Regions from separate parts of the Homo sapiens genome. Here regions 1 and 2 are each linked to region 3. Evidence: read pairs that join two places in POLR2A ChIA-PET (ENCODE). Cell type or tissue: PC-9. All regions are shown on one strand.

Region 1 (2,500 bases), 310 kb after region 3:
AGTAACCAAAACAGCATGGTATTGGTACAAAAATAGGTACATAGACCAATGGAACAGAGTAGAGAGCGCAGAAATAAGGCTGCACACCTGCAACCATCTGATCTTCAACAAAGCTGACAAAAACGAGCAATAGGGAAAGGACTCCCTGTTTAATAAATGGTGCTGGACTATCTGGCAAGCCATATGTCGAAGATTGAAACTGGACCCTTTTTTACGCCATATACAAAAATCAATTAAAGATGGATTGAAGACTTAAATGTAAAACCCAAAATTACAAAAACCCTGGAAGAAAACCTAGGCAATACCGTTGTGGACATAGGATTAGGCAAAGATTTCATGATGAAAATGCCAAAAGCAATTGCAACAAAAGCAAAAATTGACAAATGGGATCTCATTAAACTTAAGAGCTTCTGCACAGCAAAAGAAAATATCAACAGAGTAAACAGACAACCTACAGAATGGGAGAAAATTTTTGGAAACTATGCATCTGACAAAGGTCTAATATTCAGCATCTATAAGAAACAAACAAATTTACAAGGAAAAGCAACCCCATTAAAAAGTGGGCAAAGGAGGCCAGGTGCGGTGGCTCACGCCTGTAATCCCAGCACTCTGGGAGGCTGAGGTGGGTGGATCATGAGGTCAGGAGATCGAGACCATCCTGGCTGACACGGTGAAACCCCGTCTCTACTAAAAATACAAAAAATTAGCCAGGCGTGGTGGTGGGCACCTGTAGTCCCAGCTACTCGGGAGGCTGAGGCAGGAGAATGGCGTGAATCTGGGAGGCAGAGCTTGCAGTGAGCCAAGACCACGCCACTGCACTCCAGCCTGGGCGACAGAGCAAGACTCCGTCTCAAAAAAAAAAGAAAAAGTGGGCAAAGGACACGAACAGACACTTTTCAGAAGATGTCATACATGTGGCCTATGAGCATATGAAAAATAACCCAATATCATTGATCATTAGAGAACTGCAAATAAAAACCACAATGAGATACCATCTGTAGGGAGCTGTAGGCCATCATCATTAGCAAACTAATGCAGGAACAGAAAACCAAATACCACATATTCTCACTTACAAATCGGAGCTAAATGATGAGCATACAAAGACACAAAGAGGGGAACAACAGTCAGAATAGCTACTATTAAAAAGTAAAAAGATAACAGATGCTGGTGAGATTGCAGAGAAAAGGGAACACTTGTACACTATTGGTGGGAGTGTAAATTAGTTCAGTCATTGAGGAAAGCAGTGTGATAATTCCTCAAAGAGCTAAAAACAGAACTACCATTCAACCCAGCAATCATATTACTGGGTACAAACCCAAAGGAATATAAATCATTCTACCATAAAGGTACATGCATGTGAATGGTCATTGCAGCACTAGTCACAATAGCAAAGACATGGAATCAACCTAAATGTCCATCAATGGTAGACTGGATAAAGAAAATTTGGTACATATACACCACAGAATACTATGCAGCCATAAAAAAGAGTAAGATTGGCTGGGCATGGTGGCTCACGTTTGTAATCCCAGCACTTTGGGAGGCCAAGGCAGGCGGATCACCTGAGGTCAGGAGTTCAAGACCAGCCTGGCCAACATGGCAAAACCCGTCTCAACTAAAAATACAAAAATTAGCCAGGTGTGGTGGCGGGTGCCTGTCATCCCAGCTACTTGGGAGGCTGAGGCAGGACAATCACTTGAACCCGGGAGGCAGAGGTTGCAGTGAGCTGAGGTCACGCTACTGCACTCCAGCCTGAGCAAAAGACTGAGACTCCACCTCAAAAAAAAAAAAAAAAAAAAAAGAATGAGATCATGTCCTTTCCAAACATGGATAGAGCTGTAGGCCATCATCATTAGCAAACTAATGCAGGAACAGAAAACCAAATACCACATGTTCTCACTTAGAAATGGGAGCTAAATGATGAGAATACATAGACACAAAGAGGCAACAACAGACACTGGGGCCTGCTTGAGGGTGGAGGTAAGAAAGAGGAAGAGGATCAGAAAAAAATAACTATTGGGTGCTAGGCTTAGTACCTGGGAGATGAAATGATCTGTACAAGAAACCCCCATGACACAGGTTTAACTATGTAACAAACCTACATGTGTACCCCTGAACCAAAAATGAAAATTAAAAAATAAATACAAATGGGTTTATAGTTTTTCCTCTTCCCTGTCTGAATACTAATGCAGCCTTAAAGCCATTAGGTGCAGCCAGGTAAAGTAGGAGTAGATACAAAGTGGAGAAGCCATGGGGGCCCAGAACAGGGTGTTGGAGTCCAAGCTGTGTGAGGAGGACATCCCCACAGAGGAGTGGCCTGGTGTGAGGTTTCAGAGCCTGTGAAGATGAGGAGGCATCTGTGGAGGGGGTTGTCAGAGCACAAAATTGGTAAAGAGGGTGTTTGGTGGCCGGATGTTGGAACAAAAGTGGGGTGAAGAGGGCACCTGCATGAGAGTGCAGTTTGGAGCCCAAGCGTGATGAGGAGGGCTTTTGTGTGGGGTGG
Region 2 (2,500 bases), 160 kb after region 3:
CAGATTCAGACTATATGAGAACATTGGAAAACTGTATTCAGTTTGGAACTCCACTTCTATTAGAAAATGTTGGTGAAGAACTGGATCCATCTTTGGAGCCTTTACTACTCAGACAAACTTTTAAACAAGGTATAAAGCAATTACTATTAATCTGTAGAACTGAAAGATGATTGAATTATCTTGGAGGCATGAAAGAAGCCTACTACATACATTTAATAATAATGTTAATAATGCAGAACTTCTGGCTCATTGTTATGAGTGAAAGGAAATTTGGAACAAGCTATCAGGAATGAACCTTAGCCAGGTATTCTAAGATAAATACCTTGCCCTCTCTTCATTGCCTTAACCACTGTTATCTAGACTGTCAGAGAACATAAAGAAGTTGAAGCCAGCTTGAAATTGCTTTATCCTGTGACCCTTGACCACCAAAAGTCTGTTGTTATGAATAGTGATGGTGTCAAACTCCTGGCCTCAAGTGATCCTCCTCCCTCAGCCTCCCAAAGTGCTGGGATTACAGGAATTAGCCACCATGAATAGTGATGGTGAATGTGGGCCTGAGTTGAGTTTAGGTAAACATTGTCCAGCTAATATCTTTCTGTTTATAAAAATTTGTCTCTGCCAAGTGCTATTACCTTTAAGAGCTTTAGTCATTTACATATATTTTAGAATCATGATTGAAAATTGATGGAGGAAGAAAGCTCAAAATAAATCTTGATTTACAAAGCTCTATGACAACCAGAGAAAATGTCCTATATTAACCCAGAAAGAGTCCTGCTGTATAATTGCTTACTTGCTGCTGTGTCTGTGACTTTTGCCACTCCTGTTTTCTGTATGTTATTATTATCATTTTGAGACAGAGTCTTGCTCTGATGCTCAGGCTGGAGTGTAGTGGTGCAGTCTCAGCTCACTGCTTCCTGGGTTCAAGCGATTCTTGTTCCTTAGCCTCCAAAGTAGCTGGGATTACAGGTGTGTTCCACCATGACACCCAGCTAATTTTTTTAGTATTTTTAGTAGAGATGGGGTTTCACCATGTTGGCCAGGCTGGTGTTGAACTCCTTACCTCCAGTGATCCACTTGCCTTGGCCTCCCAAAGTGTTGGTATTATAGGTGTGAGCCACTGAGCCTGGCCCTGTTTTCTATTTTAAATTACTTTAGGACCGTTTATTTGTAACCTAGGCAAGGCCATAGAAGTACATAGCATGAGGGGCTATGTAACTAGCTCACTTGTTATGCATTTGTTTTCTGAAATATAGGTGGCATTGATTGCATCAGACTTGGTGAGGTCATTATTGAGTATTCCTTTGATTTCAAATTTTATATCACCACAAAACTGAGAAACCCGCACTATATGCCAGAACTGGCTACAAAAGTGTCTTTGCTCAATTTCATGATAACTCCAGAAGGACTTGAAGATCAATTACTAGGTATTGTTGTTGCAAAGGAGAGGTATGTATTTTCTTAGATGCTTCTAGATGGTTTAAAAAGGAATATTTGTAGGTCATTAATATTTATGTTTTGTGAATATTTTAAAACTTTGTCAAATTTTATACTTTGTTACTATAAATAATCACATAATCTCTAAAATAGCCATCTGTAACAAGTAAGTTATAAGCCAACCGTGTTATATTGGGCTTTTAGTATGGGCAGTTGGGTTCAGGTTACCTGCCATTGTTACAGGAAAGGGATCCCGATCCAGACTCCACGAAAGGGTTGCTGGATCTCATGCAAGAAAGAATTCAGGGCGAGTCCACAGAGTATAATGAAAGCAAGTTTATTAAGAAAGTAAAGGAATAAAAGAATGGCTGCTCCATAGAGCAGCCCCAAGGGCTGCTAGTCGTCCATTTTTATGGTTATTTCTTGATTATATGCCAAACAAGGGATTATTTATGCTTCCCTTTTTTAGACCATAGAGGGTAACTTTTTGACATTGTCATAGCATTTGTAAACTGTTAGGGCACTGGTGGGGTGTAGCAGTGAGGAGGACCAGAGGTCACTTTTGTGGCCATCTTGGTATTGGTGGGATTTAGCCAGCTTCTTTACTGTAATCTGTTTTATCAGCAAGGTCTTTATGATCTGTTTCTTGTGTTGACATCCTATCTCATCCTGTGACTTAGAATGCCCAACCGTTTGGGAATGCAATCCAGTAGGTTTTAATCACATTTTACCCACCCCCTGCTCAAGATGGAGTTGCTCTGGTTCAAATTCCTCTGACACCATGACTTCTGACTTGTACCTGAATGAGACAGAAATTTCACCCCTAGGAATCTATGCTATGACCGTAAATAGAAATACATTTATATATATATATATATGTGTACACACACACAAGATATTAATAAGAAAATGCTTAGCAAAAGAAGGAAAAAGCAGCATATAAAACTATATCCAGAATAGGTGATATTTTGTTTAAAAAAAGATTGATATTTATCTACATATATAAAAAGAATAAAAAAAGATTGGAAAGGAATACACTTCAATGTTAAAGTAATTATCTCTGTGG
Region 3 (2,500 bases):
TGCATCTGGAAAAAATATGCTTTAAACATGAAAGAGAAATAAAGACTTTCCTAGACAAACAAAAGCTAAAGGATTTCATCAACATCAGACCTGTCCTACAAGAAATGCTAAAGAAGGTACTTCAATCAGAAAGAAAAGGATGTTAATGAGCAGCAAGAAATCATCTGAAAGTACAAAACTCAGTGGTAATATTAAGTACAGAGAAAAAACACAGAATATTATAACACTGTAACTGTGGTGTGTAAACTACTCTTAAGTAGAAAGACTAAAAGATGAACCAATCAAAACAATAACAATTTTTCAAGACATAGTACAGATGTCGAGCAATGGGCTCTCGTGACAACTGGCACAAGTGCTGCAAGACAGGGGCAAGAGTAAGCCCTCCCACAAGAAGTGGAAGTATGAGCTGGAGTGCCCCGCTGCCAACACCAAGATTGGCCCCCGCTGCGTCCACACAGTCTGTGTGCAGGGACGTAACAAGAAATACTGTACCTTGAGGCTGGATGTGGGGAATTTCTCCTGGGGCTCCAAGTGATGTAGGTGCAAAACAAGGATCATCAATGTTGTCTACAGTGTGTCCAATAACAAACTGGTCCGTACCAAGATGCTATTGAAGAACTGCATCGTGCTCAGTGACAGCACACTCTACTGACAGTGGTGAAAATCCCACTATACATTGTCCCTGGGCTGCAAGAAGGGGGCCAAGCTGACTCCTGAGGAGGAAGAGATTTTAAACAAAAAACAATCTAAAAAAATTTAGAAGAAATATGATGAAAGGAAAAAGAATGCCAAAATCAGCAGTCTTCTGGAGGAGCAGTTCCAGCAGGGCAAGCATCTGGCATGTATCACATCAAGGCCAGAGCAGTGTGGCCCAGCAGATGGCTATGTGCTAGAGGCCTGGGAGTTGGAGTTTTATCTTTGGAAAATCAAGGCCCAGAAAGGCAAATAAATCCTCATCCTTTCTGTATTTGCTTATGTAATAAAGGTGTTTATTGTTCTGTAACAAGAAAAAAAAAGACATAGAAAGTATAATAAGATATAAATAGAAACAACAAAAAGTTAAAAAGCAGGGGGATGAAATCAAGGTGTGTAGAGTTTTATTACTGGCTGGGCATGGTGACTCATGCCCAGCTTAAACATTCAAAAAATTTGAATTGAACTTAAAACATTCAAAGAATTTGAAATAATATCAAGCACCTTCTCTGACCACAATGGAATAAAACTAGAAATCAATAACAAGAGGAATTTTGGAAACTATACAAACAGATGGAAATTAAAAAATATGCTTTTGAGTGACCAGTGAGTCAATGAAGAAATTAAGAAGGAAATTGAAAATTTTCTTGAAACAAATGATAATGGAAATGCAACATATGAAAACCTATGGGATACAGTGAAAGCAGTACTAAAAGAGAAATTTATAGCTATAAGTGTCTACATCAACAAAGAAGAAAAACTTCAAATAAATAACCTAGTGATGCATCTTAACAAATGACAAAAACAAGAGCAAACCAAACCAAAATTAGCTGAAGAAAAGAAATAATAAAGATCAGAGGAGAAATAAATGACATTGGAATGAAGAAAACAATACAAAAGATGAATGAAACAGAAAGTTGATTTTTTTGAAAAGTTAAACAAAATAGACAAACCTTTAACCAGACTAGGAAAAAAAGAGAGAGGATCCAAATAAATAAAATCAGAGATGAAAAAGAAGACATTACAATTGATACTGCAGAAATTCAAAGGATCATTAGTGGCTATGATGAGCAACTGTATGCCAATAAATTGGAATATCTAGAAGAAATGGATACATTTGTAGACAAATACAACCTACAGAGATTGAACCATGAAGAAATCCAAAACCTGAACAGACCAATAACGTAATGAGATTGAAGCCATAATAAAACGTCTTCCAGCAAAAAAAGCCCAGGCCCTTATGGCTTCACTGCTGAATTCTATTAAACATTTAAAGAGGAACTAATACCAATGCTACTTAAACTAGTCTGAAAAATAGAGGAGGAGGGAATACTTCCAAACTCATTTTTTGAGGCCAGTATTACCCTGATACCAAAACCAGACAAAGATACATCAAAAAAAGGAAACTGCAGGCCAGTATCACAGATGAATATTGATACAAAAATCCTCAACAAAATACTAGCAAAACAAATTCAACGACACATTAAAAAGGTCATTCATCGGCCAGGCGCGATGGCTCACGCCTGTAATCCCAGCACTGTGGGAGGCTGAGGCAGGTGGATCACCTGTGGTCAGGAGTTTGAGACCAGCCTGGCCAACATGGTGAAACCTCATCTCTACTAAAAATACAAAAATTAGCTGGTATGGTGGTGGGAACCTGTAATCCCAGCTACTCAGGAGGCTAAGACAGGAGAATTGCTTAGAACCCAGATGGCAGAGGTTACAGTGAGCGAAGATCATGCCACTGCACTCCAGCCTGGGCAACAAAGAGCAAAACTCCGTCTCAAAAAAAAAGAAATTGAAAATC

The links. Peaks named below come from ENCODE experiments on the same cell type or tissue, not always from the same donor. Only the 100,000 strongest peaks of a DNase experiment are listed, where the experiment ranks them.
Region 1: POLR2A ChIA-PET joins it to region 3 with 5 read pairs; 2 of 35 experiments call an interaction of 5 or more read pairs at or near these places.
Region 2: POLR2A ChIA-PET joins it to region 3 with 5 read pairs; 2 of 35 experiments call an interaction of 5 or more read pairs at or near these places.

Annotation. Positions count from the first base shown.
Region 1 is chr3:57,217,738-57,220,237 of GRCh38, reverse strand. It overlaps a transcript of HESX1 not described here. Among named protein-coding and RNA genes, the nearest start is that of APPL1, 8.7 kb to the left of the region's middle. In PC-9, no CTCF peak of the experiment used is centred here; no DNase peak of the experiment used is centred here.
Region 2 is chr3:57,365,675-57,368,174 of GRCh38, reverse strand. It overlaps DNAH12 (dynein axonemal heavy chain 12), which reads left to right. Exons shown (of 74, transcript NM_001366028.2): 56 at 1-129; 57 at 1,254-1,446. Among named protein-coding and RNA genes, the nearest start is that of ASB14, 74 kb to the right of the region's middle. In PC-9, no CTCF peak of the experiment used is centred here; no DNase peak of the experiment used is centred here.
Region 3 is chr3:57,528,794-57,531,293 of GRCh38, reverse strand. The region is part of intron 2 of DNAH12 (dynein axonemal heavy chain 12); the gene reads left to right. It also overlaps the pseudogene RPS8P5. Among named protein-coding and RNA genes, the nearest start is that of DNAH12, 14 kb to the left of the region's middle. In PC-9, no CTCF peak of the experiment used is centred here; a DNase peak (open chromatin) is centred at 1,023; H3K27ac peaks cover 1,934 bases.